Linked DNA regions of Homo sapiens: region 1 is linked to region 2. A link is a loop called in an ENCODE intact Hi-C map of the cell type or tissue named here. Cell type or tissue: HCT116. All regions are shown on one strand. Links, peaks and the distances in the headings refer to the core of each region. The heading gives the core; the rest is flanking DNA. Region 1 has its middle 47 kb from the start of PCED1B. Region 2 overlaps VDR (vitamin D receptor).

What was found. A loop is a pair of places that touch in the nucleus more often than their neighbours do. Peaks named below come from ENCODE experiments on the same cell type or tissue, not always from the same donor. Only the 100,000 strongest peaks of a DNase experiment are listed, where the experiment ranks them.
Region 1: a loop joins it to region 2, with 7 times the contacts of the local background. A loop is called at or near these places in 2 of 110 quality-filtered maps.

The regions. Positions count from the first base shown.
Region 1 is chr12:47,025,050-47,041,129 of GRCh38, reverse strand. No RefSeq gene overlaps it. Among named protein-coding and RNA genes, the nearest start is that of PCED1B, 47 kb to the left of the region's middle. In HCT116, for the core only: a CTCF peak has its summit at 8,382 (motif pointing left); a DNase peak (open chromatin) is centred at 8,349.
Region 2 is chr12:47,829,809-47,845,888 of GRCh38, reverse strand. It overlaps VDR (vitamin D receptor), which reads left to right. Exons shown (of 10, transcript NM_000376.3): 10 at 884-4,352. The coding sequence ends at 1,143. It overlaps LINC02354 (long intergenic non-protein coding RNA 2354), which reads right to left. Exons shown (of 3, transcript XR_007063292.1): 2 at 11,238-11,650; 3 at 5,781-8,071. Among named protein-coding and RNA genes, the nearest start is that of LINC02354, 8.7 kb to the right of the region's middle. RefSeq lists enhancers at 1-9, 1,534-2,106, 2,107-2,680, 13,808-13,857. In HCT116, for the core only: CTCF peaks have their summits at 7,113 (motif pointing right) and 8,108 (motif pointing right); DNase peaks (open chromatin) are centred at 7,148 and 8,118.

The sequences.
Region 1 (16,080 bases), core at 4,217-12,216, 800 kb after region 2:
ATATTTCTCCAAGGCAATACTGACTTTATTTTAGGTTGCTTTATTTTATAGTGTCAAATAAAATAAATAAATCAGTGTAAAAAGTTATATATATATAATGATATATTAATATGAATAATTGATAATGTGTAAGAATTGATTTCCAGAATTGAGTCTGGTTGGGCCACACTCAAAATTGGTCCTTTTACATCTTTTTAAAAATCTTATCCACTTTATGGAAGATATCTTGGAATATATAAATGAATAGAAGTTTCTACAACATTATTTGGAATCTTCCAAAGAATGACTGGTTTCATTCTTATTTAATATTTTAATAAGCATAAGTCAACCACTTCAATAGGTCCTACAAAGTTATAGTTGGAGTTGTACTAGTTATAGATGTGTGGTTGTTAGTCATATTAGATAGTGCTTCTTGGGCCACTTGGGATAAAATCTAATGCAGAGTAAAATTTTCAAAAGGATTATTTCATTCCAAATGAAGAGTTCAGCTCATGTGTAGACTCTATTTAGAAAAACGATTAAATGAATAACTACAATTGCTTTCTTCTTACAGTTACTCTTAAAATGCTGTGAAAGATTTTATCATTGATTTTGCACCAAATGTTTTTGCAAGATTTTCTCACTGGAGTTTTGTACCTGCAGCCACAAGCTAGTGTTTTAGAGAGTTAAATAATGTGTGGGGTAATCTACATTTGTTATTATTAGATGGCCACTATTGCAAGTGGCTTTATTTGATAGCATCATAACTGATTACCTGAAAATGTGAGCCAATAGCTGACCCTTCAAGAAAAAATCAATTTGCAATTTTCACTGTCCACACTTCTGCCAGCTAACAAATCAACTGCAGATCTCTGTTCAGCCCCAAAAGGCACTTAAAATGGGAAATGAAATAGCCTTAAGTTTCCTCCAGGATGATCCCATTTAGCCACCAACAGAGAGGAAGTGGACTAGATGACAGAAGGGCAAAATTTGTTTAAGGGAATAGGGAAAGATTTAATGAAAATCCAAAGACCCACAGGAAAGGGATAAACCTTCCCACTTCAGTGGCTGGCCCCAAAAATCCCAGTTAAAAATAATGGAGCTTTACTGAACGTCACCCAGATTGTTTTAACCCAGTGCTGGTATACCCTCTCAATACTGTCCTGATCTTCCTTCTCCCTGCTCTGTTTTCCTTTCAACCACAGGCTTCTGCTCTTCTGGGTCCAGTTTGTTTTTCACTTTTTGATTGTTTCTGAGGAATTTTAACATCATAGGATTTATTGGCCATTTGAATAGCCTCTTGTGATTTGCTCTGACTCATTGTTCTACTGAATTGTTAATCTTTTCTTATTAATTTGTAGAAGTTATTTATATATTTGAGGTAAGAGACTTTTAACTTTTGTTTGTGTTGTAAATATTTTCTTCCACTCTGCTCTTCCCTTTTCGTTTTTAAAGGTGTCTTTTGGCAAACAGAAGTTAATAATTTCAATGTACGTATGTGGCTTGGTTCCTTTATAGTTAGCGTTTCTTATGTCCTATTTTAATTCTTTTCTTACTCTAAAATCATGAAACTATTCTCCTACTGTATCATCTTAATATTTTTTGCTTTTTTCTTTCATATTTATGCCTAAAAATTTAAAATTAATATCTATTTATTGTGTCAGGCAGGGGTCAAATTTTTTCTTAATATGGATATTCAATTGTCCCAATATTATTTATCAACAAGATCCCTTTCTCCCCACTGGTCTATGATACCACCTTTCTCATAAATCAAGCACCCATGTGTGGTTAAGTCTGTTTTTGGCTCTCTTTCTATTTCATTGGTTAACTTGTCTATCCTTATAATCCTCATCCAATCTCTTAACTTGTGCCAATGTATTACTACCGAAGCATTATAGTCTTGATAATCAGAATCCACTGTTACTCGTGTAAAACATTTCTTAGCTATTGACCCTTGGAATTTCTAGTTAAATGTAGACTCACTTGTCAAGTTTCATTTAAAAAAAAATAATCAAAGGTGTTTACATTGGATATCTAGATCCATCTGGGAAGAATTATCCTTTACAATTTGATTTCTGCAATCCATGAATTAGTCTTTTCTATCAGTTAGAGTATTTAGGTCTTATTTTTTTTATCTTAATAGTGTCTTATAGTTTTTGGCATGGTGGCCTTGCATATCTTTTGCTAGACTTATTTTTAGTTATTTGATATTTTTGAAGCTGTTATAAATAACATCTTTTTGTTTTTTTTATTGCTTGTATAGAAAAATTCAAATAAATTTTTAAATATTGTTTCTAGTAACTTTGCTAAACTCACTTATGAATTCTTTTGATTTGGCTGTAGGTTCTTTTCAACTGTCAGCCTAAAATAATAAAATGTTAAGAATCTAATTTAAGGATAGTTGATTCAAGAGCAACATTTGAAGATAGCCTACCTGGAAACACCAACTGCAGAGGACTAGAGTAAGTATGCCGAAGTAAGGAACTTAAGGTTTCATTTATGTAGGCAGAGACAGGGAGTTTTTAGGAGGATTACAACATTTTTCCATATAAGGTTGGTGCATAGTTACAGCAATTTGATTGGTTATAGGCTGTGTTTATTCTGGGAAGGGTACATTTAACTTTTTTTTTTCTTTCTTTCTTTTTTTTTTTTCCAGAGGGAGTAATAGTCATGAGTTTTCTGTCATCTTATCTAGCAAATCAAGACAAAAATGGGGAAGTTAATCTATAACAAGGGTCATTAATGAAGAAGGCAGGAGGTTTTGTCTTTGGCATTGTTTAATTCTCTCTAGTCATTGCACAGAACAAGAAAAACAAGAAAGCAGGTTAATCTATAATCTGAGAATAGAGGTTGTAACTACATGTGATTCAGATCACAGTCACATATCTCTCAAAGCCTAAAATATTTTCAGGGTTCCAAGAGCTTTTAAATTTTATTTATTTTCACACAGTTTTCCACAGATATAATCATATTTGTGAATAATGATGTTTTATTTCTTTATTTCCAATAACTTTGTCATTTATTTATTTTTCTTTCATACTGCACTGGCCAGGGCCTTCGGTGTCCTTCAATTTTGCACATTGAATAAAAGTAGTAATAAAAGACAATGCTTGTCTTGTTATAAATCCTAAAAAGAAAGCTTTCAACATTTTACTATTAAGCATGATATTCATCAAAGGTTCTTTTGTAAATATCCTTAATTAGGTTAAGAAAATTCCCTTATAGTTCGAGTTTGCTAAGAGTGTTTGTTTTTTCAAATCATGCTTGGGTATTGAATTTTACTAATTTTTTTTGTGCAACTATTGAAGTGACATGTAATTATTCTCTTTCATTCTTTGACTGATTTTTTCACATAAGACCAAAATACAAAATTGCATTCTTGGAGTAAACCCAGTGTGGTCATGAATTTTTTTTTTCACTACATATTACTGGATTCTATCTGCATCACTAGAGTATAAGTTTCATGAAGGCAGAGTTTTCTGTCTGTTTTGTTGTTGTCATTGTGTGTTTTACTGCCCTGTCTCTATGGCATATTTATTGGATGAATGAATAAAGAAATCAACAAATTTCCCCAGGATTGTGACAGCCTCTATTCTGGCTGTGAATAGAGAGCCCTGAGCTTCTGGCTACCTGTTATGGGGCCATTTCTCTTGGCTGCACAGAGCTCCAATCTCCTCAGGATGGGGTACTATATTCACCCCACTTTCTGGACAGCATATATCCAAACAACTCAGGAATCAAGCCTTGCCTCTCTTGGTTCCTCACAAACACAGCTTTGCCTCTCTGCCTGTTCCCCATCCTGTTCATGTGTTGAGACCCCCTAAATTTGTATATCCAAGATTTAGCAGAGCAATGACCACTCACTTACTAGTCGTTAGTGCAACTCACACAATTGGCACAGATGCCTAGGGGCCTGAAAATAAGACTTGGAATTCCATACTCTGGCAAAAACTCTAATTTGTTTGGTGGCACTCACGCCTAAACCTGGTCTCTGAATGGGCTACAAGAACGGAGGCATAAGTCTTTTATCAGGAATCATGAAATAGGGAGAACCAAGACTCCAGCACATAGACATCACCAGATAATAAATAGACGCTCACCTATTTTCCTCTCTCAAAAAGCATAAGAAATGTTTTCTGATATTAAGCAATTCATTTCCAAACATTTTAAAGTTAATGAGAAGAATAAATCTCATTTTTAAGTGGTCAATGTACCATGAAGTTAACAAGCTAATTAAGAACAAAAACAACATGAGCTATATTATGGTTTCTTTACTGGGGACATTGTGATTATAACTGTAAAAAAAATTAAATCCATAAACAAAATACTTGACTTTAAGTTGGCTTAGAAGGTCACAGAGCTCTTCATGACTCCACTTCTGCCCACCTCTTCAGGTATCTTTTACTTCAGGGGGTTTTGCAATTCATTCCAGTTCTTCAACAAACTAGGTTTTCCCCGCTCTAGAACTACACAAACACCCATACCTCTTCTTTCCAGTCAGAATCTTTCCAGTCAGGATCTTTGTCTGGCTAACTGCAACATATCAGAGAACTCAAATGTTACTTCCTCTTAGAAGTACTCCCTGATGGCCTGGCGTGGTGGCTTATGCCTGTAATCCCAGCAGTTTGGGAGGCTGAAGCGGGCAGATGACTTGGGGTCAGGAGTTCGAGACCAGCCTGGCCAACATGGTGAAACCCCATCTCTACTAAAAATACAAAAATTAACTAGGCATGGTGGTGCGCACTTGTAATCCCAGCTACTTGAGAGGCTGAGGCAAGAGAATCGCTTGAACCCAGTAGATGGAGGCTGCAGTGAGCCAAGATTGCACCACTGCACTCCAGCCTGGGTAACAGAGTGAGACTCTGCCTAAAAAAAAAAAAAAAAAAAAAAAAAAGCACTCCCCGACAAACTCCCCACCTCCACCCCCAAAATACGAATGTCTTCTATAATACACTTGTATAGTACCTTGAATTTTTCTCAGTATATTACTCATCAAATTTTACTTAATTCCTTGTCTTCCCTAGAAACAGTAAACTTTCAGGTAAGGGACCATGCTCTCTTGCCCATAGTTGAATCCCCAGGCCATGGAGTGAAACCTAGCACGTTTCAGGGGTTCAATAAATATTTATTGAAGAATGAATGAATTAAAATCTTAAGCTGCCTTATATTCCTAAATTATTGGTGTTTACCATGCACCTTTCCAAACTGACCTAGAGCTAGTTACAGAAGCCTGGTGTCTGCAGCCTGAAGAACTCTGAGAATGACATTTCCACTAGATGAGGTTAGCTGATTTAGTACTAAGATCCCTTGCCCAGTTCTCCATAAGAAGCCAACTGCCTGGGTTTGAATCCCTGCCTCACTGCATATTAGCCATGTAACCTTGGACAAATGACTTAACTTCTGTGTGCTTTGACTTCCTCATGGTTAAATAGATGACGTTAGTACCTCTCTCATAAAGTTGTTTTTGAAGAATTAGAGGAATATGATACACTGCTTGTCACATGATATGTGCCTAATGAATGCCATTCACTGATTTAACAGCAACTTATGGGGTAATCGGAGTTCCAGCAGAGGATCCCTAGGGGAGGGGATATTCAGTTCTCTTGTAAACAGGTAGTGGGAATCGCACTGCTGAAGCAGGGAGGTTTCAGTTACCTCACCTGAAAACAGAGTTGGGGCTACTGAATTCCCCACAGTCTAAAACAGATCCTGATCTCCAAAGAGGGGAAAGATATATATATTTAAGGAGACATGATGCCTCCTCTTTGAATTTCTAGTTCAACATGGAAAGACTGAATGTAAACAGGGGGTAAATCCTCAAAAAGATGAACTTCCTCCCTCATCATCTTACTCCAGTGAACTCTGTTGAAATAGCAGTAACCATAGGCATACCTGTGGACTGTTTGTTGCCTAGGCTCTCCTAGCCAGCATGCAGAATAGAGAGGACAGTAGTTGTTCAAATGGGTAGAAGATAGCAACAGGAGCATGTGGGGTACATTAGTGTCTCACGCTGTGGGTCCGCCAGCCTAATTCCTATCCCATGCCCGCTTTTCGCTAGCCACCTTCTGGCCAGGGTGGCTTTGTGACACAGCTCTGACGGATAAGATAAAACAATGTCTATGTGCTGGGGTCTCTGGGAAATTTTTTGTTTTCCTGATAAAAAAGCAAAAAATGGGCTAACATGACTCATTTTGCCCTTTGTTCTTCCCCCTTCTCCCTGCCTGGAACATGAACAGATGTGATGTTTCAAAATGTAGCAGCCACCTTACAACCACAAGGCAGCAAATATGAAGACAAATGCCTCCAAGCCAAGGATGGTGGTGAAGGAGTGGTAAAGACAGACGAGCCTGGGTCCCTGATACATTAGGGAGCTATTTTCCCAGCCCTGGACTGCCTACCTCCCTGGCTTTTGTGTTGTCTGAGACAAATAAATGTCTTTTTGTTTAGCTGAGTATTGGTTGGGTTTTCTTGCCTTGGAATGGATTCCTGAGAAATAAATATAGCATGCAGCCCAAAGCTTTACACGATGTGAACCTTAATTGCAACATTTACCACAGTATCTTATAATCACAGTTTTATTTCTTTTTTAGTAGTCATGACTTTTTTGTAGGTAGGACTTTGGGCTTATTTATTTCTATATCTACAGCATATACTAGGCATTCAGTAGAAGTTAGATGAGTGAACCCACTTCATTTGATAAATTGTGATGAGTGAACTTGCAAATCAGAAACCAGTGCTATGGAAAGATTTCCCCAGGTGTCTGGTTCAGTCAGGAGAAGGGTGACGCTCCTGTAAGGAAACCAGGTATACCCAAGAGAAATAAAAACTCATGAGTCATCACATGGACTTTTGTGGTTTCTTTTATTTCTGGGTGCATTATGACAAAAACAAATAAAATATGCTAATACATTTTAAAAACAGACATTTTTTTCCTGATAATGAAAACACATGCTCTTCTCAAACATAAAATTAACCTTAATAGGAGAAGGAGTGATAGGAAAAACAAAACAGAGAAAAGGGCAGGATAATTTTTCTCTCCTTATTAACTTGCTGCTCACTCATGGAATGAGCTTTTCTTTTACCAGAAAAATCTAGGCATTTGTGTTGAAGACTCTAGAGCAATGACTGATTAAGAAATGCTCGCTCTTGATCTTATCGGCTGTATTCAGGGAATGTTCAGTGGCTGTGTCACGTCGCAGATGTGCTTGCAAAGGTTATTCCTCAGGACTGTGTCTTTCCCCATCTGCCTTCTCTGTTGCCTGTGGCTGATTCCATTTTCTTTAGCATCACAAAGCTCCTGAGCCAATTTACCCAAAGGCTTTTTGTCATTTGTATTTCAGCTGCCACTTCTCTATGCAGTTTCTATTTTAAAATGCTTATATAATAACTTTGGGTCTGCTAGGGTCTTTTGCCTCTGAAGATTTTAATCAGATTGGCTTGAATACCCATTTTATGCCCTGTGGAAAAACCCACTGTCTTCTCCAAGATGTCTCCTAATTCCCAGGAGACTTCCACTGTTCTCATGGACACGCCTGGCTTCCACTTGTTACTGCTGATGAATTTGTGCTTTCCACTCTACCTGGACTAATACCTTATTTTTACTTTGAATCAGCAGAATTGTGGAACTTTGTCCCTTTATCTCATTTGTATTTCTGATTTGAATAAATCAACTGATTTATAGCTCTAAATACAAATAACATGGAACACTTCTAAGTACGGTGTAAAACTTTGGTGGATATGTTTTAAGCACACTATAGTTGGCACTGGCATGCCAGAAATGCTCCAATGACCAGTTACAATAGGTGATGGAGAGGTAACCTTGCACAAGAGAGCCACAGTCCTTGTCCCTGCAGAGCGGCAGACAGAAACGCAGGAACCAGTGAGGAATGGAAGTGCCAGGGTAGGATACGGGAGGCCACGGGAGCCAGGAACACTCTGTGCACTATGTCAGCACATGGTTGTGAAAGAGGCTGTGTAGTACTGTTTCTTATGCTGATCAAACAACTCAGCTGAGTTGTAATCTCACTCAAGTTCACTATTTCTTATGTATTGGATTTCTTTACTATGTAATTTCTGCTTAGAAGCTCTAATAATTCGATCAATCTTGGAAAATCTAACCACTAGTATATTAGCACCATCAAAAATCATGCATGTTGTAGAGAAGTTGGTTATTATGATATGTACTTATATGTTCCCAGAAAGAAAAATGCTCCAAGTTTTGTAGCAAAACTTGATTTTCTTAAAACCTTAAGTAAACACAGGATAGACCTTATGTCTTTGTATGAATTATCTTTTTTCAGTTTTAACTTATGAGCAAATGGCTAAATTTTTTTCTTCTTCGTCTTGCCAGCTCTCTGTGTGTGTGTTTTGATAAAGGTGGGCTTTAGGGCCATCTAGTGGCTTCTTGAATAGGAAATTCTAAAAATTACCATTAAGCTGAATAGGAAAACCCCCACCTTCTCTCACCAAATATTCTCTCTTTAAATTTGTTACATATTAGCTCTTAGGAGTTTAAAGACAGATATTGGAAAACTTGTGGTAGTTCATATATATTCTTTTTCTTTTTCCAAATGAAATGTTACCATATTTGCATTTCCTTTCAAATAACATGAACACTGTAATGACCCATGTGCGTTCTTGGATTTTTGAGCACTGATGGAATGCTGGCATCTTGTGGATTGGTTATGAAGTTTTAGTCTATCCTGGCAGCTTTGAAGTTTATAGCCTCAACCTTTGTATCTTTCATAATATCCAGTTCAAAAAAAAATCAGCCTAGGCCTTCACATTTATGCAGTGTCTGATGATTTTAAGGTTGTGAAAGGAAAATAAATCTCAGGACCCCAATCACTAAGCCAAAAAGAAAAGTCAAGCTGGAAACTTCATCAGGCAAACCTGCCTCCCATTTTATTTCTAAGTAAGATAACTACAAAGATTTTTAAAAGCTATATACCTCCTTCACCTATAAAATACAGATTCATTGAGCCAGACTAAGGCTTAAGTAACTATTCCTCTACCCGAGTCTCACATGCAGATTGTGTATTCAGTGAAAGGCTGATCAAAGACTCAAAAGAATGCAACCATTTGTCTCCTATCTACGTATGATCTGGAAGCCCCCTATACAAGTTATCCCGCCTTTCCAGACTGAGCCAATGTACATCTTACACATATTGATTGATGTCTCATGTCTCCCTAAAATCTATAAAACCAAGCTGTACCCCAACCACCTTGGGCACCTGTCACCTGGACCTCCCAAGGTTGTGTCACAAGTGTGTCCTTAGCCTTGGCAAAATAAACTTTCTAAATTGATTGAGACCTGTCTCACATGTTTTTGGTTCACAGGTACAGACTTCTCCTTTCAATAGTTACAGACTTCTGAATGCAAGATTTTGGAGCTGTCAAAAGCTGGTTCCCCAAAGAGCTTAACCACTGACCCCAACATAACCCACTGACAAGACAAACCATAGTTTATTACTTACCTTGGTAAGGGTGGGCACCACCTCACAAACTTTGGGATTGTTTCCGAGTGGGGGGAAGAAACCCCAACTTATTGGAAAATGAAAGTGTGATTTCAGGTGGGTCTTTAAAAATGGGGTTCAGGATTGGGTAAGGATCAGGATACAATAGTCCAAGACTGATGGCTAAGGCGAGGGATTCAAAGAATCTTACGTGCAAGCTGTTGGTTGACGTTTTCCACTGAAGAGAGGATGAGTCTTTTGGGAAGTTCCTGTAGTGAACATTCAAGCCATATGCCTGGGCAGAAGACTCCTGAAAAAATAAAGTTATGTTGGTGAAGTCAGAGGAATTGCGAAGTCTTGCTAATATAGATGTAGATGTGTTTTCAGTTCTCACTGTTCAGACTATCAGGTAGACAGTTTTGGTTCTTAGAGGCCTTCCACAATTATGATGCCTACACAAAATCAAAGCACAAAGCAGTGTTCCCTGTAAAAAATATAAATTCTGAGAGAAATGATACATCAAACTATTAAGAATGTTTCATTCTTTAGAGTGACTATGTTTTAGGATTGCTTTCCTTCAGGATATTTAAACAAAAACAGTTCTCTGAAGGAATAGACACAATTTTGATAAGTATAATGATGGTCAAAGGTAGAGAAAATCAAGCATAGAAAATTGGCAGATAGGTAAGATGCCATAATTCAACGTTATGGGGCCGCCAGCCAGAATACAATGGACTCCTGAACCCAGTATTTTGTACATACTAAAGAATGTTATGAAAGAGACAGTAAGCAGAAAGCAAAATACTGACTTCAGTTTTGCACATGCATAACTTTTGTGTATTAGTCCGTTCTCTCACTGCTATAAAGAAATACTTGAGACTGAGTAATTTATAAAGAAAAGAGGTTTAATTGGCTCATGGTTCTGCAGGCTATACAGGCTTCTGCTTCTGGTGAGGCCTTGGGAAACTTACAATCATGGCAGAAGGTGAAGGGGAAGCAGGCACGTCTTACATGGCTGGAACAGGAGGAATAGAGAGAGTGGGGAGGTGCCACACACTTTTAAACAACCAGATCTCATGAGAACTCTATCACAAGAATGGCACCAACGGGGAGGGTGCTAAACCATTCATGAGAAACTGTCCCCATGATCCAGTTACCTCCTACAAGGCCCCACCTCCAATTGGGGATTAAAATTTGACATGAGATTTGGGCAGAGACATAGATCCAAACTATTACTTCGTCCTCTCGTTGATTCAGTTCAGTGTTTTAACCTAACTGAATATGTATTATGCAAGTACATAATGGTAAAACTAGCAGGACTCTCTCTCATCTGACCTCTAATCTGATGACTACATTCTATTCTATCAGCTTCATTTTTTTTTCTTTATTTTCTTTTTTGTTGTTAGAGACAGGGTCTCACTCTGTCACCCAGGCTGGAGTGCAGCAGTGGTACAATCATGCTTACCGCAGCCTTGACCTCCCAGGCTCAGGTGATCCTCCTACCTCAGCTTCCTGAGCAGCTGACACTACAGGCATGTGCCACCACACCCAGCTAACTCTCATATGTTTTGTAGAGACAGGTTTCACCATGTTGCCCAGACTGGTCTTGAACTCCTGAGCTCAAGAAATCCACCTGCCTCAGACTCCCAAAGTATTGGGATTACAGGTGTGAACCACCATGCCCAGCTATCTGCCCCATTTCTGAAGTTAATATGATTTTTCCTACAATCCTCTTCCCAACTTCATCCATGAAGAAACTAACCATGTGGTGAAGTAGAATGTGTCGGACTTTGAGGACTTATAGTCGTCATCATAAGGATGTCATTTACAGCCATATAACCAGATTCAATTACTGAAAGAGTGAGTATAGGTGCAGAGAGATATCCAAGGTATGGACCCTGGAATACTTCAACATTTAGAGGTCTGGAAAAGGAAGATCTAGCAGATAAGATGATGAAGGGAGAAGAGGAGAATACCAATGACCGTAAAAAACACAGTTTCCTATAATGGTCCTTCATTAATTCAGAGGTCATTCTTTCCATAAACATAGATTTCTCCCATACCCTATTCAATGCAGTTTCTGCCTCACACACTTCAAACCACAGGATGTATATGGAAGTATCAAAAGCATAAATAGACCTGCAGTAACCCTTAATGCCAGTTTTGGACTCTGTCTCCTGACCTTGAATACTGGAGGTATGGCAGAGTTAGTCATATCTTGATTAGTCACAGATGTTGAATTATAGGTTGTTTTTTTTTTCAATAAATTGGGCTTCTTCAAGTTGCTGTTTGGATGTCATATTAGCATTCAGGGCATGAAATATAAATCTATTTAGATTTTTCAATTAGGAGGGAATTTAATGTAGACAATTAAACACTTACAAAATCATTGAAAGGTTATGGGACTACCATCGAACTATGGGTTTCAGGTTTAACCACCATTGCCGCTCTTGCTATTGCCATCACAGCTGCTCACACTCATGAAGCTGAAAACTAGACATGAGAACCTGGAGTCCAGCTACCACAGGCACTTATGTTTTGGCAAACTTGCTTGTCAGCGTTCATAGCTACAAAGCTGGACTTCCTCACAATTCTACTTTCTAGATATATACGAACACACAATTGTCCCTTGCTATTCATGGCAATTGGTTCCAGGACTCCTCATGGATGCCAGTATCCATGAATGCTCAAGCCCTTCATATAAAATGTCATAATATTTACATATAACCAACACACATCCTCTCATATACTTCAAGTCATATCTAGATTACTTATAATACCTAATGCAATATCTAAACATTACTTTCTTGACATGGATTTAGTCTAGTACATGGCATGTGGCAATTTCAAGTTTTGCCTTTTGGACTTGGAGAAATTTTATTTTTCCTATTTTAGGTCTGCAATCGGCTGAATCCACAGATTCAGAACCCATGGATATGAAGGGCCAACTGCGTATTATTAGCAGAACCCAAATCACATTTAAAACCTTTGCTCCAAGTGACTTTAAAAAATGTGGTTTTTAGATGTCTAGTCTTTAAAATACAGAGGGCATACAAAGGAAGATGAGACTAGATTTCAAGTACCAGTAGCTAATATCCAGCCAAAACATGTACAAGGTTGCAGTCTTGCAAAAGGTTTTAAGACTAAACATTTTCTGAAAACTGCAACTTCTACATTACTTCATAAATATTTGCATTTCTGACTTTCTTTCTTTCTTTTTTTTTTTTTTGAGATGGAGTCTCACTCTGTCACCCAGGATGGAGTCCAGTGGCAAGATCTCGGCTCACTGCAAACTCCGCTTCTAGGGTTCAAGCAATTCTCCTGCCTCAGCCTCCCTGTATTTCTGACTTTCTATAGTAGGGGAAAGCTTATGGTTCTTATCCGTTTGTTACCGTCTGCTTTCTTCTCTCCTTGGCTTCCAAAGAATGCCCATACGTTGGTCAATTATATTGTCTCTTACTCAACACTTCCTGAGCATACTTTAAGTAAAAATGTTTTGGACAATCTATATCTAGGTACCTTTTAAAGTGGGACATGGTTTTGGTATAGTGCAACTTCTTTCTCCTGGCCTTTAATGTACACAAGCAAATTACTAATCAATTGATTGGCTGCACAAAAGATTAAATATCAAAATGAGTATTGAGAGAGAGAAGTGTGAGGGGCATTAAGTGGGGGAGCCTCATAATCTGTCAGAGTCTAACCTAGGAATGCAGATTAACCTCACACACTGTTTCCAGTTTGGACTATCTTACTTCTCATTTAATTGTAGATAATCTTATTCCAGCACTGCCAACCCATGAAGTGTATTGCTTCTTCTACTACAGTCAATCACTCTCCACACCCTACTTCACGTCCAGGATTAAATCTCAATAACTCATGAAGTAGAGTAACATGTAGCACTTAGTTCATTTCAAAAAATAAAGTGCCCTTTGATATCGTTTTTATGGCTATTTTCGTACCTTTTGCTTTTTAAAGAAATTAAAGCAAGAACATCCAATAAATAAATAAACAAAAAGTTACAAGTGCTGAGGGAAATACATTTTCCTTAAAATTATGTCTGCTGTAAGAATATTTTACCATACTCCAAATGAAGAGAATAGCACAGATACATCTAGAAACACGCATCATAGCTAAAACTTTTTCCAAAGGGAATAGCAGTTAATATCCTGTAGTGCCAAATCCATTTTTAACCAACAGGGACTTTACCAAGGGAGGTCCCTAACCCCCTAAATCTTAGGAAGAACTCTAAATGTCCTAAGTTGGGTCTCTAGCCTTGTTCCGTCCTTTACCCAGGATAAAATGTACTCTACCACTTACGCAAAGTCAGGCAAGTGGTGCTGAGCAGATAATTTTCCTTTGGGTTTGGGTCTCTTCCGTATAGTCCCTCTGTGGTTTGCCAGGAAGATGTTACTGGAAAGCGGTCCTGATCCAGACCCCAAGAGAGGCTTCTTGGAGCTCATGCAAGAAAGAATTTGGGGCGAGTCCATAGGTAAAGTAAGAGCAAGTTTATTAGAGAAGTAAAGAAACAAAAGGATGGCTACTCCATAGACAGAGCAGCCAAGGCCTAAGACTTTGTTGTTGTTGCTGTTGTTTGACAGAGTTTCACTCTGTTGCCCACGCTGGAGTGCAGCGGCATGGTGTCAGTTCACTGTAATCTTTGCCTCTGCCTCCTGGGTTCAAGTGATTCTCCTGCCTCAGCCTCCCAAATAGCTGGAACTACAGGTGTGTGACACCATGCCCGGCTAATTTCTGTAGTTTTAGTAGAGGCGGGGTTTCACCATGTTGGCTAGGCTGGTCTCAAACTCCTGACCTCAGGTGATCCACCTGCCTCTGCCTCCCAAAGTGCTGGGTTTACAGGCATGAGCCACTGCGCCTGGCCTGCCTAAAACTTTTTGACTAGTCAAAGTGTTTTTCATGTCTAAAACATAACAATTTAAATAATGATGTTTTTCTTTGTGAATGCTATAAGATTACGCTTTATAGAATATTAAGATCTGTGGCTTGATAACAGCTGTTGCCCACTTGTTTGGATTATTGGTTTACTTGTCTGCCTCCTGAACTGAGAGCTCTTTGAGGACAGCTATGATGAGGACCATGGCCAGCATACTGTGATCAATAGTAGAGGGCTGAGAGATGCTCCTTCACTAGGGATTTGCAGGACTGCTAGAAATTAGCCACATAGAAGAAAAAAACGGAGTCAGCACATTTTGGGCAGAAAGCAAGGTATGTCCGAAGGAAGCTGTTGCTGTGAGAAGATGATATGTTTGGGAAAATTCAGGCTGTTTAGTAGGGCTGCCCTGTCGAGATGTGCAGGGAAATGGGGACAAAGGAAGGCAGGGTCCACTACGCACAGAGTCAGGGTTATTAAGAGATGACGTTTCAGCTTTATCCTGAAGGCTACAGTGAGGAGCTTAATCAGGTCTATAGTTTGGCAAAAGCACTCTGTCATCTAGGTAGAGGATGCATTAGAGTGGGGAAAAGACCAGAGACAAGGAGTTCAGTTAGGAGACTATCACAGTAAATCCAGGCAAGGTCTCACGATGATTCTAACTACTGTTAAGTCAGTAGGTATATTGAGGAAGGGACAAACTTATTTGAGAAGTAATTAAGCAGGAGAATCTATTATAATTCTGCTAACATAGTAAACATGGTATGCCCTGAAGATAGGCTGCTGGGGTTCAAATTTTGCAGGCTCTACCGCAGTGCCATGACTTTGGATGAGTTGCTTAGCTTATTTGTATCTCAGTTTTGTCATCTATAAAATGGGTGTAGTAACACAACACAGTGGATGATTGTGGAGATTATATAAAATAATAGGTGAAGAGCATTTAACTCTCTGCTTGCCATACAGTAAGTGCTCAGTATATATTTGTTATTTTTTCTATTGACTGATTAGACTTGGAGGTTGAGTGAGAGGACAGATCTAGGTTGGTTCACAGTTTTCTGGCTTGACAAAGTATAGGATCATTGAATGCTCGAATCTGCATTATTAATATTGAGTTGTCTCTCCAGACAGGATAGTCCATGTTGATAATCCAGCCACAGTTATATATCAACTCCAGTCCAAAAAAAATTCCCCAAGAGTAACTATTAATATGTTCCATTTCACTTTATTTGGGATTACTAAGATTGTTAAAAGAAGATGATAAAAGACGGAGACTGGGCACAGGGTGATGAAGAATGCAGAGACCTTCATTTGGTACTGGCAGTACATTCAAGCATCTTAAGTTTAAACTGGGAAGAATCTCAATCATTTCTTGGACCAGCTACCTAAAACTAATAGAAAAAAGGCAATGTTTGAAAACTAAATGGATTTTTGGCATTCAACAGCTAGAGAAAATGAGTTTGGGGGCTGAGGGTTTGGGGGAGGGAGGGCGGTATTTTATAAAGGTCACTGTCCCAAATGGAAGTCAAATGCTTCATCTTCTTTAACTGCAACAGAATACAGCTTTTTCAAAAAATGAATAACCAGTGAAGGATATCTTGGTTTTCTTTCTTACCCATTAGAGATAACTGATAAAAGTTAGGCAATAGAAGAGCTAGTTGGTAAAAATTCATATTAATTAATTTGTTGGTAAAATTATATATTCTTATAAATTATAATAAAGCCATAATGTAGAATTATAATTATATCAAAATTATAAGT
Region 2 (16,080 bases), core at 4,263-12,262:
TCTTCCGCTGGTTAGAGGTGAGAAGAGGGAGAAAAGGCCGAAGAGGAAGTTATTGTGACCTTGGGGACATGATGTCGGTGATGAGGTCCAAAGAGGGGCGGCCCTGCCTCAGCCTGTGCTAGTGGCCTGTGCCCAGGGATGCTTTCCTGGACTGGAGGCTCAAGGAATGGAGATGGGCTCCTCTACCCCTGCCCAGCCAGCCTTCTCTCATTCATTCATCCACTTAGCAACAATTTATTGAGCACCTATTAGGTACCAGGCACTATGCTAGGTACTGGGGTTCAGCAGCAAATGGGACACAGGCTCCTCTCCCATGAAGCTTAGGAGGAAACATTAAACAAATGTTATTTAATTATTAATTCCTAACAAGGCAAGAGTTTTAAAAATAAAGTAAGTGATGCTACAGAAGGGTAGAATAGAAGGAGGGAAGCTGACGTGGTCTGGGCTACAGAGGTAGAGTGTTGCCAGGAATGGCCTTTTGGAGGAAGACCTTTTAAGCTGTTATCCAAAGGATCAGTAAGAGTCTGGCAAAGATAGCAGAGCAGAGTTCCAAGCAGAGGGAGCACAGATGTGAAGGCTGGTGGCCAGAGAGCATGGCGCATCGGGACGCTGAGGGATGGACAGAGCATGGACAGGGAGCAAGGCCAGGCAGGGACAGGGCCAGGTGCGCCCATGGAAGGACCTAGGTCTGGATCCTAAATGCACGGAGAAGTCACTGGAGGGCTTTGGGGCCAGGCAGTGGTATCACCGGTCAGCAGTCATAGAGGGGTGGCCTAGGGGGTGCTGCCGTTGAGTGTCTGTGTGGGTGGGGGGTGGTGGGATTGAGCAGTGAGGGGCCCAGCTGAGAGCTCCTGTGCCTTCTTCTCTATCCCCGTGCCCACAGATCGTCCTGGGGTGCAGGACGCCGCGCTGATTGAGGCCATCCAGGACCGCCTGTCCAACACACTGCAGACGTACATCCGCTGCCGCCACCCGCCCCCGGGCAGCCACCTGCTCTATGCCAAGATGATCCAGAAGCTAGCCGACCTGCGCAGCCTCAATGAGGAGCACTCCAAGCAGTACCGCTGCCTCTCCTTCCAGCCTGAGTGCAGCATGAAGCTAACGCCCCTTGTGCTCGAAGTGTTTGGCAATGAGATCTCCTGACTAGGACAGCCTGTGGCGGTGCCTGGGTGGGGCTGCTCCTCCAGGGCCACGTGCCAGGCCCGGGGCTGGCGGCTACTCAGCAGCCCTCCTCACCCCGTCTGGGGTTCAGCCCCTCCTCTGCCACCTCCCCTATCCACCCAGCCCATTCTCTCTCCTGTCCAACCTAACCCCTTTCCTGCGGGCTTTTCCCCGGTCCCTTGAGACCTCAGCCATGAGGAGTTGCTGTTTGTTTGACAAAGAAACCCAAGTGGGGGCAGAGGGCAGAGGCTGGAGGCAGGGCCTTGCCCAGAGATGCCTCCACCGCTGCCTAAGTGGCTGCTGACTGATGTTGAGGGAACAGACAGGAGAAATGCATCCATTCCTCAGGGACAGAGACACCTGCACCTCCCCCCACTGCAGGCCCCGCTTGTCCAGCGCCTAGTGGGGTCTCCCTCTCCTGCCTACTCACGATAAATAATCGGCCCACAGCTCCCACCCCACCCCCTTCAGTGCCCACCAACATCCCATTGCCCTGGTTATATTCTCACGGGCAGTAGCTGTGGTGAGGTGGGTTTTCTTCCCATCACTGGAGCACCAGGCACGAACCCACCTGCTGAGAGACCCAAGGAGGAAAAACAGACAAAAACAGCCTCACAGAAGAATATGACAGCTGTCCCTGTCACCAAGCTCACAGTTCCTCGCCCTGGGTCTAAGGGGTTGGTTGAGGTGGAAGCCCTCCTTCCACGGATCCATGTAGCAGGACTGAATTGTCCCCAGTTTGCAGAAAAGCACCTGCCGACCTCGTCCTCCCCCTGCCAGTGCCTTACCTCCTGCCCAGGAGAGCCAGCCCTCCCTGTCCTCCTCGGATCACCGAGAGTAGCCGAGAGCCTGCTCCCCCACCCCCTCCCCAGGGGAGAGGGTCTGGAGAAGCAGTGAGCCGCATCTTCTCCATCTGGCAGGGTGGGATGGAGGAGAAGAATTTTCAGACCCCAGCGGCTGAGTCATGATCTCCCTGCCGCCTCAATGTGGTTGCAAGGCCGCTGTTCACCCACAGGGCTAAGAGCTAGCGCTGCCGCACCCCAGAGTGTGGGAAGGGAGAGCGGGGCAGTCTCGGGTGGCTAGTCAGAGAGAGTGTTTGGGGGTTCCGTGATGTAGGGTAAGGTGCCTTCTTATTCTCACTCCACCACCCAAAAGTCAAAAGGTGCCTGTGAGGCAGGGGCGGAGTGATACAACTTCAAGTGCATGCTCTCTGCAGCCAGCCCAGCCCAGCTGGTGGGAAGCGTCTGTCCGTTTACTCCAAGGTGGGGTCTTTGTGAGAGTGAGCTGTAGGTGTGCGGGACCGGTACAGAAAGGCGTTCTTCGAGGTGGATCACAGAGGCTTCTTCAGATCAGTGCTTGAGTTTGGGGAATGCGGCCGCATTCCCTGAGTCACCAGGAATGTTAAAGTCAGTGGGAACGTGACTGCCCCAACTCCTGGAAGCTGTGTCCTTGCACCTGCATCCGTAGTTCCCTGAAAACCCAGAGAGGAATCAGACTTCACACTGCAAGAGCCTTGGTGTCCACCTGGCCCCATGTCTCTCAGAATTCTTCAGGTGGAAAAACATCTGAAAGCCACGTTCCTTACTGCAGAATAGCATATATATCGCTTAATCTTAAATTTATTAGATATGAGTTGTTTTCAGACTCAGACTCCATTTGTATTATAGTCTAATATACAGGGTAGCAGGTACCACTGATTTGGAGATATTTATGGGGGGAGAACTTACATTGTGAAACTTCTGTACATTAATTATTATTGCTGTTGTTATTTTACAAGGGTCTAGGGAGAGACCCTTGTTTGATTTTAGCTGCAGAACGTATTGGTCCAGCTTGCTCTTCAGTGGGAGAAAACACTTGTAAGTTGCTAAACGAGTCAATCCCCTCATTCAGGAAAACTGACAGAGGAGGGCGTGACTCACCCAAGCATATATAACTAGCTAGAAGTGGGCCAGGACAGGCCCGGCGCGGTGGCTCACGCCTGTAATCCCAGCAGTTTGGGAGGTCGAGGTAGGTGGATCACCTGAGGTCGGGAGTTCGAGACCAACCTGACCAACATGGAGAAACCCTGTCTCTATTAAAAATACAAAAAAAAAAAAAAAAAAAATAGCCGGGCATGGTGGCGCAAGCCTGTAATCCCAGCTACTCAGGAGGCTGAGGCAGAAGAATTGAACCCAGGAGGTGGAGGTTGCAGTGAGCTGAGATCGTGCCGTTACTCTCCAACCTGGACAACAAGAGCGAAACTCCGTCTTAGAAGTGGACCAGGACAGGACCAGATTTTGGAGTCATGGTCCGGTGTCCTTTTCACTACACCATGTTTGAGCTCAGACCCCCACTCTCATTCCCCAGGTGGCTGACCCAGTCCCTGGGGGAAGCCCTGGATTTCAGAAAGAGCAAGTCTGGATCTGGGACCCTTTCCTTCCTTCCCTGGCTTGTAACTCCACCAACCCATCAGAAGGAGAAGGAAGGAGACTCACCTCTGCCTCAATGTGAATCAGACCCTACCCCACCACGATGTGGCCCTGGCCTGCTGGGCTCTCCACCTCAGCCTTGGATAATGCTGTTGCCTCATCTATAACATGCATTTGTCTTTGTAATGTCACCACCTTCCCAGCTCTCCCTCTGGCCCTGCCTTCTTCGGGGAACTCCTGGAAATATCAGTTACTCAGCCCTGGGCCCCACCACCTAGGCCACTCCTCCAAAGGAAGTCTAGGAGCTGGGAGGAAAAGAAAAGAGGGGAAAATGAGTTTTTATGGGGCTGAACGGGGAGAAAAGGTCATCATCGATTCTACTTTAGAATGAGAGTGTGAAATAGACATTTGTAAATGTAAAACTTTTAAGGTATATCATTATAACTGAAGGAGAAGGTGCCCCAAAATGCAAGATTTTCCACAAGATTCCCAGAGACAGGAAAATCCTCTGGCTGGCTAACTGGAAGCATGTAGGAGAATCCAAGCGAGGTCAACAGAGAAGGCAGGAATGTGTGGCAGATTTAGTGAAAGCTAGAGATATGGCAGCGAAAGGATGTAAACAGTGCCTGCTGAATGATTTCCAAAGAGAAAAAAAGTTTGCCAGAAGTTTGTCAAGTCAACCAATGTAGAAAGCTTTGCTTATGGTAATAAAAATGGCTCATACTTATATAGCACTTACTTTGTTGCAAGTACTGCTGTAAATAAATGCTTTATGCAAACCAATTTGCCTTATCCTTATAAGGACCTTATGGGAGATGAATCATTATTACCCCCATTTGACAGAAAGGATAGCTTGAGCAATGCCACACTAGCAAGGGATGGGATTTGAACCTTCAGCAGCTAGGTTCAGAAGCCACAAATTAACTGCTACATTGTCCTGCTTCCTATTGAGTTGGGGGACCTGACAGACGACTGATGGTCTTGCTAGCTCTCTCCTAGAGAGGAGATAAAAGAGGTTCCCATTCCTAAAGCAGGCCCTGAGCCAGGAAAATTAGAGGTGCTGGACCAAACTGTGCTCTACTCCCAGGAAGTGTGCAGTCAATATATGACACCTACGTGAGACCCTCAAAAATGAAAACCAAACAGCTACTGGCAAAACTGTGTCTGCCATTAGAGATGGCGGCTGTGCCAGTGACCTGGAGGATTACAAATGACTGCTGTGCAGAAACAGGACTCCTAAGGGGCCCAACTTATGCCGATGCACTCCATTCTGCTTCCCAAGGAAGTGGGGTTTATGATGAAGGGTAGCATTGCTAGGCACAGTAAACAAGAACACAGCATTGTGATCTGAAAATAAGGAAATCATGCCAGCTAATGTATTGATTGAGGATAAGTTGGCCTGGGGATGTGATTCACTCTAATTTTTCAGAAACATCTGAAAATATTTCAAACCAAAGGCTAAAATGTGTTTCAGTGGGATGAGATGGACTTAGGGGAATTGGGGTTAGAACTTGAGGGTTATTTTGTGAAACATGAAGGGACTTAGAGAAAGGAAATCAACAGCTGCATAAATGGGCATGTCTCTGGCTGGAGAAATGTGGAGAATGGAGTTCTGATACACTGTTAGAAGGATCTTATGTAGCATTTTTATAGCTGACCTAGAAGAACACAAAATTTCCAAGGCTGTGTTATAATGCGCTTTTCCAGGTAAACCAAGAGGAATATACCCCAGGAAGGTTGCATAATTAGGATCAAGTGTTTTCAAGTTTTCATATTCCAAGCTTTGGTTCTATGCCTACACTGTTCAATCCAGTAGCCACTAGCTACATGTGAGTATTTAAATGAAATAAAGGTAAACATCTAGCTTGTCAACCGCACAAGCCACAGTTCCAGTATTTGATAACCTCAGGGCTACCGTAAGAGACAGTGCAAATACACAACATTTTCTTCCTTTTTTCTTTCTTCTTTCTTTCTTTTTTCTTTCTTTTTTCTTCTTTTTTTTTTTTGAGACAGAGTCTTGCTCTGTCACCCAGGCTGGAGTGCAGTGGCACAATCTCGGCTCACTGCAACCTCTGCCTCCCAGTTTCAAACCATTCTCCTGCCTCAGCCTCATGAGTAGCTGGGATTACAGGCACCTGACACCATGCCTGGCTAAGTTTTGTATTTTTAGTAGAGACAGGGTTTCACCATGTTGTCCAGGCTGGTCTTGAACTCCTGACCTCAAGTTATCTGCCCGCCTCAGCCTCCCAAAGTGCTGGGATTACAAGCGTGACATTTTCATCATCGCAGAATAGTCTATGGGGCAGCACTGGTCTACACAATGCATTCTTATCTGGTACTAATTGTGAATGACTCCATGAGGATGCTGGCGTCATGTGCTTCTGTTGATCTGTAGGGCAGAATGGCCACTAACTTGACATCATATGGAAGTGCTATAGGGAACATCCTCCCCTTACAATGGGCTATGCCACACCTGGGGTAGTTCGAATGAGTCTGCTTCTTAAAAGAGACATAAAGCAAAAACACTGCACAGACCATGGGGTTGATAGGCTCAAAGCATCATGTGGTATAAATAGCTCACTGGTGTGCTAGGAGTATTGATTCCTTTAGCCCTGGAGCAAGCAAACAGGGCCTGCCAGGAGTGACCACAGCCCTTCAATTTCCCCAGCTTCTACCAGGCTCCTTGCAGGCTGCCTGTGCAGTGCAGGTCGGTCTGCCTGCCCCATGGTCCCTGCAGATGACAAGAAGGATGGATGCTGTCTGACACCTCCAGCATGGCCAAGGAGATGGCTCATCATGCTGACATCCTATAGGCAACTAGTCCTCATTGTGGGCAGGGAGCCCGTGAGGCTGATGGGGAGTCTGTGCTCCTCAAGACCCAGAAGCACAGCAGGGTGTGGAGCCTGTGGCTGGCAGGGGGAATCTGAGAGCTCGCTGCTCCAGACAGCTGCTCCGAATCTCTGTATGCACGCATGTGATATATGATATACGGGATGGTGTTGCAAGTTGGGTTCCAGGGACGTAGACTCTGAAATGCAGGTTGAAGTGCAGGGAGCTTGTTAGGGAGCAGTCTCAGGATTATCAGCCCTGGTGGAAGGGAAAGAAGTAGAATTAGCAGTGGGAGAAGTTGGGCTGCAAAGCAGTCTCAGTGAAGGTCTCAATCAACCCGTGTGGGGATCTCTGAAGCTGGGATGGCCCTTTGGATTGCCCCAAGATGAAGTGAGGGAGACACTTCTATATTCCTGCATCAGGTAGTCATTGGACGCAGGCTGTTCCCTGAAGAGCATGTGATTTCATTGACATGACCTCAGCTAGGCGGCTCTTTTCAGCCTGTGGCCCATAGGACATGTCCATAAGGGGTGTTTTCTTCACATTCTATACAACCTGGTGAGCACTTCTGGAGTGAGCTGCTCTGGCTTGGGGAGACGCTGGAAGAGTTCCAGGCCCTCTCCTGTGGCTCTATCCAAGGAGAGTGCTGACTCCAAAGGAGGGGGTTCCCAGCCTCCCCTCAGTTATGGATTAGCTGGGTTATTTTTCCTAAATCATCTTGAGTTTCACCACGAGGTGGTGCTACTGCCCTACAGGGATAGCTTTGAGCCACTTGCCTGGCCCCCCGCCCCCAAAGCCCCAATCACATCCCCCTTCCACCCTTTCTCTATCTCCATGATATGAGTGAGATTCAGCAAGGCTCTGAGTCTCTGCTACTGAGGGCATCTGGTGGTGCTTACCTCTCCTCATGCCAGCGACATGGGGTTAGGGATCTGCTCTCTGGCTTCTCCTCCCAGGCAACAGGGAGTATCTGACCCTCTCACACCTCACCCAAGGGCCTCCCAGGGTCTTGTGCCCCGGGCCTCTGAGCATAGTCCGTGCTGACAGTGAGCGAGGCTGCAGGTTCCCTCTGAGGTCCAGCCAAGTTATGTAGTCCTTCCAGTGTTTCTAACCAGCCACACCACCGAGCTCAGTGCTGGGGATATGGCGATGAACAAGACAGTCGCCACCCCCAAGAAAAGCACTGTGCAGTGGGAGAAGACAGCCCTACAGACAGATGAGTACTAGGCATGCCAAGTGGAAGCTGCAAAGTGTTAACAAGTTAAAAGTAACAGTTAACAAGTAAACTGCTGTCTCCCAGGCCTGGCTCTGCCATTTGCTATTTGTATGACCCTGGGCAAGTTACTTAATGTTTTTGAGCCTCAGTTTCTTCACAGAATGGTAACAATAATAGTACCTACCTCATAGATTTGCTGTTGTTGTGATATAATCTGTGTAAAGCATTTATAACAGTACCTGGCACGTAGTTATCAATCATGTGTTGGCCAACATCACTATTGGGTTGCTGAGATGGCCAAATAAGTTTTTATCAAGGAGGTGACATTGCTCCCACATTCCGACCTCCGATCCCTGATGGGCCCTCTAGATTCACTCCAGGCTGATTTTTTGGGGCGCCTCTTCCGGATCTCAGCTTCTTGGTGCTAGGGACTCCTGCTCCATGATATCTACCAGAACTGAGAGAAGGTGTCATTGTACCACCTGGCCACCAGGGGGCAGGTGTGCCACTTAATAAACCAAATTGGCCCCAGCCGAAAGCTGCCTGGGGAGAAAAGTGTGGGAAAGAGGTGGGAAGATAGGAATATAAATCTGAAATGCATGGAACTCTAGTGACTACTGTCCCCAACTTCTTTCAGTCATGTTCTTTATTTGTCAATGTCAATCCTTCAACAATCACCAACACCTGGACTTCACTACATGCGTATTTACTGACCTATAATTAATGTCAGTATTCTCTGGCAAGGGGTGGCTTATGCCCAGAGAAAAGGGAATCAAGACAAGTTTCAAGAATCGGGTTTGATCGATTCATTTATCCCCATGTTTGTTGGAACCCTGCTTCTCTGATGAGGTATAAACCCCACCATGATCTCTTCAGTGTCATTTGTCTTTGTTCCAGACATTGAAACTTAACCGACCACCGTGTCTGGGTACGTGCAGTTCTCTGAACGTGCAGCTCTGTGGCTTGCCTCTAAACCAGAGTTTCTCAAGCATTTGGGTCCTGGCATCCTTTTACTCTCTTAAAAAGAAGGACCCCAAAGAACTTTTGTGTGTGTGGGTTAGATTCATCAATATGTACCATTAGAAATTAAAACAGACATTTTTAAAGTGTATTCTTTAAATGTGGCAATAATGAATCTATTAAAAGTTAGAACAAATAACACATTTTTTTCTTTAAAATAACCAGTTTCCAAAGTAAAACTAATTTAATGACAAGACAGTATTGTTTCACAGTTTTGCAAATCTCTTTAATGTCTGGTTTAGTAGAAGGCAGCCAGATTCTCATATTGGCTTCTGCATTCAACCTGTTATGATATCATGTGTCAAGAAGCCTCCGGAAAACTCCACTGTACACTTGTGAGAAAATGAGAGTCAAAAAGGCTAATAATGTCCCTGCTAGAAAATGAAATGCAAACAGACTTATGCAAATTTAAACACCTTCCTTTCAACTTCAGAACCTGTGAAGTTAATTCCATGTGGCTTCAGAAACTTCATACTAACTCCTCTCCCTAAAGTGTCTGCCACATCCCCCTCATTCTGTACTTGGCTAATTCGTGTGTGTGTGTGTGTGTGTGTGTGTGTGTGTGTGTGTGTATGTGTGAAAGAGAAGGACAGAAAGAGAGAGAGATGGTCTCTCTGTGGCCTAGGCCGGAGTGCATGATCATAGCTCACTGCAGACTCAAACTCCTGGGCTCAAGCAATCCTCTCATCTCAGCCTCCTGAGCAGCTGGGACCACCGGCACACTCAGCTAATTTTTTTGTGTTTTGTAAAGACGAGGTCTCTCTATGTTGCCTAGGCTAGTCCTGAACTCCTGACTTGAAGCAAACCCCCTCCCTTCCTCCCAAGCCTTGGCCTCTCAAAGTGCTGGGGTTACAGGTGTGAGCCACCGTGCCTGGCCACCAATTTGTTTTTGACTAAATGCAGAATGTAGCATTTGTCCCTCTTTATATTTATCTGATTTTATTATCCCACACTGGCCTGCTCGAATGTTTTGAATCCTCATTTTGTCATCCAGTATTCTCACCATCCCTCCTGCTCTTGCATCTTCCAAAAGCTAGGTCTGCAGACCATATTCAGAGTTGACTGAGACAGAGCCAAAGACTGTGTCCTCTTGCAGGTTAACATTAGCTCATGAACCAGAAGCTCTTTGGTTCAGTTGTTCAAGACCTCACCGATAAGGAAGGGAAGCGGGTGGGTAATGAGAGACTGAGCCTCAGGTGAGGGGAGTCATTGGAAAGACTCAGGTACCACAGGAATGCGGGGAACTTGTCAATGCTGCCACAGCCCCTCCCTCCTCAGGACTCAACAGCCTCACTCCAAGTCTGAACAGACTCTTTAAGAATTAGACAGATCTGAGCCAAGGGTCACAGATCCAGGGTTATTTGATCTAGGGGATGCACAAGGGGTGGATCAAGTATCAAATTTCAAGCTGGGTTGTTCTGCAAATTGTCTGAGCTGGACTCTGGGAAGGAAGGCATGGCCTCCTAGATACTGGTTGCTGAGAGGAGGAAGGCAGGAAGAAGCTCCCGTGAGCTCCTGGGGGTAGTGGGCAGAGCTCCCCTTAGACCTCCAGACCTTGGTGGTGAAAGGAGAAGTCACACATAGCCTGGTCGACAGCCCTTATTTAGCTCCGTAGGGCCTCCCCGCTGCACTCTTCACTTGCACTCAGAAGCCTACTGGGCCTCTGGAAAGGCCCATGCCACCCTGACCCAATCCCAAATCCTGGCTGGACATGGTGGCTCATGCCTGTAATCCCAACACTTTGGGAGGCCGGGGAGGGAGGATTACTTGAGGCCAGGATTTCAAGACCAGCCTGGGCAACATAGAGAGGCGGCATCTCTACAAACAAATTTTAAAAATAAATTAGCTGGGCCTGGTGGCATGTGCCTGTAGTCCTAGCTACCTGGGGGGCCAAGGTGGGAGGACTGCCTGAGCTCCGGAGGTTGAGTCTGCAATGAGCCATGATCGCACCACTGCACTCTAGCCTGGGCAATAGAGCGAGAGCCTATGTCAAAAAACAACAAAAACAAAAGAATCCTGCAGACACCTGTGAACATCTGTGGCAGCCGGCATGGGGCTAGGGCCAAAGTGAGGGCAGGTGCCCCAACTTTGTCAACTCCTGACTACTATTTCCCCATTTGCCTACTAGGCTGGCCAGATAGATCAAGCGGCCTATCAGGAAGGGCTTGGTCCCCTAAGCCACTGGCCCAGCCTGGCAAGGACTGTGAGCCCCAGGTTAAGCGTGTAGGGGAAATGCTCCTGGTATCCTTTCTGCTTCCTCCACTTCCCCTAGCCCCACTGATTTACATGTCTTTCCCTCTCCTACCCAGGAGCCCCCGGAGAGGGACAGGGAGGGGATTGTGGAGGCCCTGGGTGATAAAGTAGGGATGGGGGAGAAGTGATAAAGGGGGTGGGGGAGAAGCCAGCTGCACTTCCTCCCTGATAGGGACCCCACCCCAAGAGGCTCCTGCCTCTGCTGTGTTCACAGGAAGGACTGGAGGTGGTAGAGGAGTGGATGGGGAGGGCGGTGGGCAGGATATCAGTGGCTTCTGCAATCCTTTGCCTTGGAAGATGACAGTTCATTATTTTGTCCTTCGGTTGTTCATTCATCAGCAAATACTTACCACACTCCTCCTACCACCGCTGGCAGAGCTCTGGGCTGGGAGGGCCAAGGAGGCAGATTGAGCTCAGTAGCTCTGCTGGTCTCCCCTCCACCCCACTCTTCAGCCTTGAGGGAGGCAATGAGTGAATAAGAGATGAACTTTAACAGCAGGTCATTGGAATCCTGATAGTGTCTCTTACTGACTGTGTAACCTTGTGGGAAATGTGTGAGCTCTCTGATCTTCAGCTTTCTCATCTGTGAATGACCATGTAGAGCTGGTAAAGATAACGGAAGGAAGGCTCGCAGCACGCCGCAGGGCCTGGCCTTGTCTAGGGCAGCAATGAAGAGCAGCAGAAGTGGCATCTAGCAGGAGCAGGATTTGAACCCTGGCAGTCCCCTGAGTCGCTGTGGAACTGCTGGCTATTTGTCTGTCTTCTGTAAAGCAAAGAGAGTAATGGTACTTACTTCCTAGGTGTTGTGAAGACCACATGAGCTACTATGTAGTATTTAGAATTGCGCTTGGCATGGAGTTCGGTGCTCGGTAAATGTTAGCCTTTATTACTGTAATTTTCATCATCCTCTGGGGACCCTCTCCTCTAAAGAGATAACGTCTAACCTGATATCGTCTTCCTTATAAGCAGCTCCTCCAACACATTCCAAGTCAGGGATAGACGGGGTAGAAGCAGGGATTCACAGGTGGACCCCTCTTGTGAAAGGCCAAGCTGGCCCTCAACCCAGCTCCTAGGATGGCAGACGCACGCCTGGCCCGGCCCATGGTGCCAACAACTCCGCTTACTCCCCCAGCTCCACGGTGTTGTGCTGGTGGGTAGTGCGGAAGACCTGAGGTCTGCCCCATTATCTCCTCCTGCAAAGCCTCCTCCACCCGTTAACCCCCAACCGAGATTATAGAGCCTCAACTGTCTCCAACTGCTCTGATTCAGGGATAAGGCTGGACCTTCGAGCCCATCAGCCCCACAGTGTTGAGGGGAGGCTGCCTGGTTCCCTGGGAGCTGGCGAGCTGGGGAAGTTGGACCACGGCAGAGGCTGGGGACACCCCCCTGCCCACCTGCCTGCCTGCTCTGGTGTTGCCTCCAGAACTTGAGGAAAAAAGTGATCCTCCTCTGGGGAGAGGCCTTCCTGGGTTCACTAAGGCTCTTTTCTCCCATCTCTGTCTTTCCTGTCTACCTCGCTGGCTCCAGGCTGCTTCTACTGTTTCTACTTCTCTCTCAGGCTGCTCTTCCCCCACCCCCAGAGCCTCGAAGCTGCACACCTGTCTCCTCACATCAGATAACCCGACCACAGCAGCTCCTGTCACCCCAGCCAGGCTCCCAGCAGCCCCCCAGCTCCCTCGCCCATCGCCCTCTTCCTCTCCTGCCACCCCCACCTTCTAGCTCCCTGACACACCTACACAGCCCTGGGGAGGGACTGGGAGGGGAACCCCAAAGCCTTACTGGGTAATGAGGGTGTGAGAAGACAGCTCTTCCTACTCCCCAACATACACGCGTGCGCGCGCACGCGCGCGCGCGCACACACACACACACACACACACACACACACGGTGGAAACTCTATACCCCTGTGCCTAGTCAGAAACAGTGACGGGGAGGGACCCAGGGACCAGGCCTCGAGGTATGAGGAAAATCCATCCTGCCCAAGTGAGGGGGTTGGGGAGTCACAGAAAGGGGCAGCTTCTGGGGCTGAGGGTTCCACTGCCTCCTGTTTTTAGGCAAAGAGTTTCCAGGGCTTCATCTCCAAGTCCTAAGGCTAGAGGCCCCCAGCAGGGCCCTCCTCTGGTGGAGCTGGGCTGGGGAGGTGGGTGGGTGCCATGTGGACCTGCCCCAGCCCCTTCCCACTGTTCCTCAAGAGGCCAAGTGGGGAGGAGGTTGGGGGGTGGTTGTGGGGGCAGCGGCGCTGAGTTTGGGATGCTGGGGCTCAGGGAGACTGGGTAAGAGCTGGGCAGGACACCGTGGGAAGGGGAGTGGTGGGACCTAGGAGGGAGGGGAACAAAGACCAGGGTGCCTGGGAGCTGGAGGTTTTAATACCTCTTGACAACAAATGAATCATAGGCAAATTCTGTGGAAATGATGGCGTAAAGAAAGATGTGTTATTTCAAGGCCCCAGTGTGTTGTTGTGGGAAGAGAGTGGAACGGGGAGGAGCAGGAGGCCTAATGGCGCCTGTAGGTGGGGGCCCGGGTAGAGTTCCTGGGGGCGCCGTGAAGGTGATGGCCCCTGCATCTCATGTCACCTTCAGGGGGTGATGTGAAACAGCAGGTGGCCGACCACAGCCCGCCAACCCCCACCCCAAAGCAGAGAGGCCCTCATACCCGCTGAGCTCACCTCACTGTGATGCTCTGTTCCTCCTGCAGTCAGCCCTGTCCTCTGGGGGCTGTCCCCACAGGCGCCTGCCATGGCCTGCTCCTCAGCAGTAGTAGAGGAGACTATGGAGCTCCAGGAGCCTCCCATATATGGGAGGGAATCTGCAGTGAGCACCTGGCCATCACCCCTCACGGTGGGCTTTTTCCTATCAGGAGAATGCTGAGTTGATACCCACAGTGACCGCACCTGCCTTGCGGTCGGAGCTCAGTCTATTAAGTTGCCAGATAAATGCATTTGTGGCCTCTGGAAGGTTGTCAGGGCCCTTGCTATAGCTGAGACCCAAATCTCAGCTTCTGGTCAACCCTCATTCCCGCTCTCCGCAATGTTAAGACTCATTAAATGAGACCAAAACCATATATACCCATTCCACCCTACATAATCATTACCTATGACACATATTTCCTCTTCACCTTCTCCTCCATGCCTATATGTTTTTTAATACAGTTGCAATCATGGGGTATGTACCAATCTCTATTCTCTTGTGATGCTGTGTTGCATATAAACATCTTCCTAACAGCTTCATAGTTTTCTATTAAGTGGAAATATAGTATCATAATTTACCTCCACAATTTTCCAATCATAAGTGTTCAAATTGTCTCTAATTTTCTATATTATAGGCAGTGTGATGGGGGACATCATTAGGCACATACTCCGCTCCTCCTCCCCCAATTTTGACTATAGAAATCTAGTTTAGGATACACTGGGTGGGGTTATTGAGCCAAAGGGTAACAGCACATTATAGCTCTTACTATATATTGCCAAACTGATTTCAAAAGAGGTTACGCCATTACCGACAGCACACACACTTCACCGAGCTCTCGCTAATGTTTCAAAAAGGCACCTACCTTTGTCTCATTTTAATTGGCATTACTTTGAGGACGATCAGGTTGAACATACCCCTACCTCTGCTTGTGAGTTGTGTTTCCTCTGTACCAGGAGAGTCTGTTTCTGGGCTTTGAACTTTAGTCTCCACTGTTCTAGTGCTTCTTAACAGTTTGTGTGAGCTCTCTTTATAAGAATGATTTTAGGGCCGGGTGCGGTGGCTCATACCTGTAATCCCAGCACTTTGGGAGGCCGAGGCAGGCAGATTGCCTGAGGTCAGACCAGCCTGGCCAACATGGTGAAACCCTGTCTCTACTAAAAATATAGAAATTAGCCGGGCTTGGTGGCGGGTGCCTGTAGTCCCAGCTACTCGGGAGGCTGAGGCAGGAGAATCACTTGAACCTGGGAGTCGGAGGTTGCAGTGAGCCCTGATCATGCCATTGCACTCCAGCCTGGGCCACAGAGCAAGACTTCATCTCAAACAAAAACAAACAACAACAAAAAAATGATTTTAAAGCATTGTCAACTGCAACCGTGTGCGAGTCTCTCCTTCTTGATATTCTCTCCCACTTGGGATTCCGATGCACTTCCTCTTGCTTCATTGAAATCTGTGACTGCTCCCGGCCTGCTCCAGCTTCCACTCCTCGCCCATCTGAAGTCTTTGTTTTCTCAGGTTTCTGTATTTAGCCATCTTCCCTGCCCTCCCCTTCTCTCCTCTCTTCTCCCCTGCTCTTGTGGTGTCATTCATTCCTACAATTTCCTCTCTCACTGATGACCTCCAAATTCTTCCCTGAGCTCCAGATACCAACTGTCCACTCAACAACCCCCCTTGCTCATCCCACCAACACCTCAAACTCCACCTGTGCAAAGCTCCATTCTGCATTTTCCTCCAAATTTGCTTCTCCTCCCATATTCCTTAACTCAGCTACTCAAATACCTTTGGGTTTGGAGTCGCTTTTGGAAGAGGAAAGAGGAAGGTGGAGGCTAATGCGCCTGAAGAGGTAATCGGATTCTATCAACCTTCTGCTCAGAGAAGGAGCACTGGGAAGGGCAGGAGAAGGCCAGTTGTCAGGGAAGATGCTGCTCTATGCCTCAATTTCCTTGCCTGCCTGGACACTAAAACGGATCCAGGTCTAGAGATAGATGCTTGAAACCCAAAGGGAGTGGTCACCCTCCTAGAGCAAATTAACCCTTAACACTGGCCTCACCAGCTTTTTCCTTCACCTCTTGAGCCTCTTCCCCAATAAGAGACTGGAAGGGATGAAGAAGAGGTAAAGCTATAAGTCTAAACTTGTGCTGTCCATACAGTAGCCAGTGGCCACATGTGGCTACTAAGCACTTGAAATGTGGCCAGTCAGAATTGAAATGTGCTGTTAGTATAAAATATACACTGGCTTTCAAACACTTAGTATGGAAAAAAAATGTAAAAGATTTCATTAGTAATTTTTTATTTTGATTGCATACCAAAATAATGTTTTAGATTTACTATATTAGGTTACATAAATATACTACTAAAATGAATTTCACCTGTTTATTTTTCCTTTTTTTGATGTGGCTAATAGAAAATAAGTTACATATGTGGCTCACATTCCGTTTCTATTGGACAGCGCTTATCTAGACCCTCCCAGCAGGTGAAGTGTGGGGCTCCAGGCTCGGGAGACAAGGGCA